Linked DNA regions of Mus musculus: region 2 is linked to region 1. Evidence: chromatin contacts called from ENCODE Hi-C or POLR2A ChIA-PET data. All regions are on one chromosome and are shown on one strand. The core of a region is the stretch at or near the end of the contact, and the rest is flanking DNA. Distances in the headings are between cores, read along the strand shown.

The links. Hi-C counts contacts between places; a loop is a spot of excess contacts on that map. ChIA-PET counts read pairs that join two places held with the same protein, here RNA polymerase II (POLR2A).
Region 2: a map of T-helper 2 cell shows a loop between it and region 1 (2.7-fold over the local background). The contact joins the promoter of Supt7l here to the promoter of Gtf3c2 in region 1. A Hi-C loop is called at or near these places in 1 of 37 maps with a recorded cell type or tissue (T-helper 2 cell). POLR2A ChIA-PET finds 5 or more read pairs at or near these places in 1 of 5 experiments (embryonic stem cell).

What each region holds. Positions count from the first base shown.
Region 1 is chr5:31,178,875-31,181,441 of GRCm38, reverse strand. Gtf3c2 (general transcription factor IIIC, polypeptide 2, beta) reads left to right here and starts at 1,298. Exons shown (of 19, transcript NM_027901.2): 1 at 1,298-1,558.
Region 2 is chr5:31,525,472-31,528,038 of GRCm38, reverse strand. Supt7l (SPT7-like, STAGA complex gamma subunit) reads left to right here and starts at 1,277. Exons shown (of 5, transcript NM_028150.2): 1 at 1,277-1,424. Slc4a1ap (solute carrier family 4 (anion exchanger), member 1, adaptor protein) reads right to left here and starts at 1,044. Exons shown (of 14, transcript NM_001347328.1): 1 at 355-1,044. The coding sequence starts at 1,017.

The DNA.
Region 1 (2,567 bases), core at 49-2,548:
GGAGAGATGGCTCAGCATTTAAGAGCACTGACTGCTCTTCTGAAGGTCCTGAGATCAATTCCCAGCAACCACGTGGTGGCTCACAACCATCCGTAATGATTCTGGTGAGTCTGAAGTCAGCTACAGTGTACTTAGATATAATAATAAATCTTAAAAAAGAAAGAAAAGAGCTTTCACTTGTTGTATCTTAAACTTTGAGAATCTTTTTCCAAAATCAAAGTTATTTTAAAAAAATTTTTTTGTGTGATAAAACCAAAGAGAACTTAACCAGAGGCAGGATTTTAAGAGATGTTGTTCATCAAAGCACTAAATCTGTTACTCCCTATAAAATGTTTAGGAGCTATTATCTAAAAGAGGAAGACAGCCATTCAAAATGCTGTCATTTGAGCATAAGAGGATGTCGGAGAACTGGGTGTTCTCTTTCTTTCCTTTCAGATTTTGGCTAAATCCCTTTTTCCTTTTTTAATTGGTAGGATACAGGATTACCCTGGTAGAACCTGAATTCCTGAGCTCAAGAGATCTTCCTGCTTCAGCCTTGAGTACCTAGTCTGGGAGTTGACGTGCCCCATTGTTTTCTCCCTTTCTCATTTTTCTGAGACATGGTCTAATATAGTACAGGCTGATTTCCAATTTCCAAGTAGTCATGGATCACGTTGAACTGCTAATCCTCCTGACTCCATCTCCGGAGTGCTGGGATTATAAGCGTGCACCATTACTCTTTGTAAAGATTTAACCAAGGGAATAATTGAACAAGACTATTTAGAAAGGGGAAAGCTGCCATATTTCACCTCTTCCGGTTCATTTTAATTCGCCCTCCTCCTGGGTAAAGGCAGATCTGTGAAAGCTACATGGTTTTAAAAGGCTGAAAACCTTGTTGCTCGGAGGCCACTTCCCAGTGAGGGAGTGGCGTGAGGCCTGGGTTGATGCTCTCTTTAAAAGCGCAGCCTACCCACCCAGGCTAGGCTCCCCCCGCTCTTTTCTTCCCTTGGCCTCTTTCCAAGCCCTCCTCTTTATTTTCTTCCTGTCTTGGCTCATTCACTGGCAGCAGAAAATCAGGAGATCTCTGGGGGCGAGGGATTGTCTCCTAGTCCGTCGAAGCTCGGGACTGTAGTTAAGAATCAGGTGTGGTCAGGCTCTTTTCTCCACAAAGCCAGCAACCTGGGTGGAAAGGCAGGTCGGAACGCTCGGCGACAGCAGAAGCGCGACACTTTCCTCTTCAATGCTTTTCCACAAGGCTGCTGGTGGAGCTGCGGTGCCGCGCAGGCGCCGACCTCCCCTTCCGGTCGCTGAAATTCCCAGAAGGCCCTGCAGTGTCCTAGGGCCGCGGAAGCCACGCTCCAGCTCGCGGGCGTCGGAGGGCTCAGTGCCGCGCCGCGCTGCATTATGGAACACAGAGTTTAAAAGAAAGCTCGGCAGGAAACGCGTTCCAGACCAAGCTTGCGTTTACCTTGTCTCGGGGGCGGGGCAAGGAAGAGCCGATCAAGATTTCGTCATAAAACCGCGACCCGACAGGCGGCGCCATCTTCGAACTTGGACTTCCGGAAGGACTTTGGCGCGGGTGAGTGTACCGCAACGGGGTGTGCGGGGGACCCAAAATTACTCCTCCCATTCTTTTGCCGTAGCGCTAAGGCAATGGGAACCGATTCCCGATTCCCGTCTTACTCCCGCGCAAGACAGCGCGCCTCCTAGCCTTTGCGCTTCTCCCGAGAACCGTCGAGCTCTCTCCTCCGTCCCCACTGGGGCCACTGAGCATCCCCCATCTCTGCCAGCCGGTCTTACCTTCTTCCCCAATTCGGTGTATGTAGCGCGGTAAACTGGACTCAGGTTTCTGCACTGCTTACGTTGAACTCGTTACGTTGGGCCTTCGGACTTGGGTGAACCTGCAGTTATCTTAAGGCTTAGGGAAATCAGGGCTCGCCTGGGGCTCGAAAGCTGCCCCCACGGCCAGGATTGGGGAATGGCAGGTGGTGGTGTCTCTGTCTGATTGCAGTCAGTCCTCTTGTGCTCATTCCCTCTTACTGTGTCTCAGCCTTTTCCTCCAAGTGGCTCTAACCCCGGGGGTTGTGCCCCGCGCGCTGCAACCCCATTGGCGCAGCCAAGGGCCAGTTATGTTTCCTTATACTGGTCCTTTTATCCCGCGGCAAGTTTGCCGTCTTTTGGACAAGACAGAGATGGCGACTTCACCCCCACAGGAGGTAATTCACTTTTCTGGGCAGGTTTAGGACATAACCAGGTCTTTTTGCCCTTGGAGGTACATTGATTGTTACATAAATTCAAATTAACCTTTGCTTACGTTACCTTTTACCGCTTACCGCTATCAACTGCAGTGCCATTTTTCCTAATAGTTTTAAGTTGTTCTATTCAGATTTACACTCTTTAGTTTCTAGCAGTATCAACTGAAAACGTGAGTTGCAGGTTTTTGTACAAATAATATGTTTGTTTTTGGACCAGTAAAATTATCTGATAAATCACCAGTTGCATGATAGGAATACTTTGGGAACCAGTGTATTAAACAGTGTATGTGAAGTGAGTCCGTGTTTAAGATGAAGTATTATCTAATTGTTTTT
Region 2 (2,567 bases), core at 28-2,527, 350 kb before region 1:
TGAATCATGGGTAAAATATATACATATATGGATTCAGAAGTGAGAAAATTACTTTCTGAGACACAGCAACGTACACAGACCTGTGGGTCCAGAATGAGGCCTGTGCTTTTGTCATTGGTTACCAGAATCCTTTTACTCAACTAAACCTTAAAGAAACTCAGAATCGCCGGGCGTGGCGGTGCACGCCTTTAATCCCAGCACTCGGGAGGCAGAGGCAGGCGGATTTCTGAGTTCGAGGCCAGCCTGGTCTACAGAGAGAGTTCCAGGACAGCCAGGGCTACATAGAGAAGCCCTGTCTTGAAAAACCAAAAACAGTGAAGTCCCAAGATTTTTATTTTAGATTTTTCTACCTACCTGAAGGATAAAGAGCCGAGTGCTGCCTCCAAAGCGCATTACATGCCCGACGTGGACTCTACAGTAAGTGCGGGGTGGGATGCGAGTTTTGTTGAGGAACGTGCCGTGGGTACTTCCCAGATCGTAGAGATAAAAGCCCTGCTCATGACCCTCAGAGTCTCCGCTGGGATCCGCCCCCCGGTGCTGTAGTACAGCATGGTACCGAGACACGGAAGGATGCTCCAGACATATGTCACAACTAGCAAGTCTCCCGAAAAAGCAGCAGCTCGTGTCTTTCAAGGTGCGGGTGCCAAGGATGGTGCCACCCTTCAGGGTTTCGAGACTGTAGGGGGCCGTGGCTGGGCTGCCCCACGATGGCTCTCGGTACGGAGGAGCCCGGGTCGGACCGCCAGACGCAGGAGCTACCCGCGGGGAGCGGAGTTGCTCCACCGGTGGACCCCCGGTCTCCTGGCTGTCCGGCTGCGGTGGCGGGACCTCGGGCTCCTCACATCCAGAGTCCAGCTGCGCCGCGAGACATTCTTTCTTCACATCCTCAGAAACGGAGGGACTGGAGGCCGGAGCCTTACCCCGTACTGCGGAAGGCACTGGTAAAACCGGCTTCTTAAACTCGCTACTGACTTCCTGGGGAGCTGGCGCATCTAGCTGAGGGGTAGGATCAGCCATCCTTAGCCGGGTGCAATCTCAAAATGTGTCCCTCGGAAACCCCGACCCCTCGCTCTCTACGTTCCCGCTCACTTCTCCTCCTCCTTCCCACCTCCCTGAGGCTTCTCTGGACAGAAATGTTGGAGTTCCTCTTTCAAGACTCGCAGAGTTTTAAAGATGTGAATAGCACTAGGGAGTCACAATACCAGAAAGCGGGGAGAGGCTCTCAGAGTGCTGTGCAGGATACGGACATTTTAGGCGTTGCATGTAGGCTAGTAATAACTTCCTGTGGCAGAGGGCGATTGGGAAGAAGTGCTTCCGTGGCCTTGGTCCATTAATCAATAAACAAGGCTCCTAGGCTTGACCTAGTCCTCGACTCCGACCTGTCAGAGTCAGGCAGCCGCGTATACCACTCCTGGGGCAGGGCGGTGAGTATTTGAACTTTATTTTCTGGTTCCGGTCCAGAGCCACCCATTTTCCTGCTGCCTTGTAAATCAGACTTCCCAGGATCCTGTGGTCGGCGCCTAAGCCTAAGCCTCCAGATCCGGAGCAAGGAGTCCCTATCTGCAGCTCTCGAATTTATTCCTTTTATGAAGTTAGTAAAGAAGCAATTTATTATTGTTCATTCTTTTATTACTCGGAACAAAATATTGAGATAGCATGTTTAGTGGCTTAACAAACCTGAGCATCGAAACCTCTTTTCTTTTTTACTCTTTGTATTTATGATGTTGGCATGACCCTGGACAACAGCTTCCACATCTGAAAAATTGGAAATAGTAGTGTTAATTTGTCATAAAATTTATGGAAAATTGAACTAAGCCATAGTTAATATTATAACTCTTTGACAGAGGCCTGAAACTATACCAAGATGGCAGCCATAACAAGTGGGAGAATACAGATGAATAAGTCAACTAAAGTTAAGGTTCAGGGATAAAAGCAAATTCATGTAAATATACAAAGAAAGGAGATCTGTTGGGGGGAATGGTGATTTCAGGGATCCTAAAGAACAAATTCAAGTCTGATAAAGATGTAGAGGGTTCCTGGCAGAGGTCACAACTCAAAGGGTCAATTATAAAAATATCTCATGTTCTTGAGAAGCTGAGTGGTGGAGCTGGAGAGATGGTTCTGTGTGCTGCTCTTCGGTGGATCTGAGCTCCATTTCCAGTACCCACATCAGGGGAGTTCACAACCACCTCTAATTTGAGCTCCAGAAGGATCTGATGCCCTCTTCAGATATCCTTGGCACCTGCATACACATGGAACACACAAGCATATACTCAACCCCCAACAGACAACAAAAACGAATGTCTGTGAATGCATAGCCTGCCTGGTCTACAGAGCAAGTTCCAGGATAGCCAAGGCCTCAAAGGGAAACCCTGTCTCGAAATTAATAATTTAAAAATACAATCTTAGCAAAGGAAATAAGCTGAGGGGCCAGTTAGATGGCTTAGTAGGTAAAAGGCACTTGCTGCCAAGTCCGAATGCCCGAGTTCAATCCATGGAACCCACATGGTGAAAGGAGAGAACTGCCTCTCACAAGTTGTCTTGTGATTTTTTCATGCACACATACC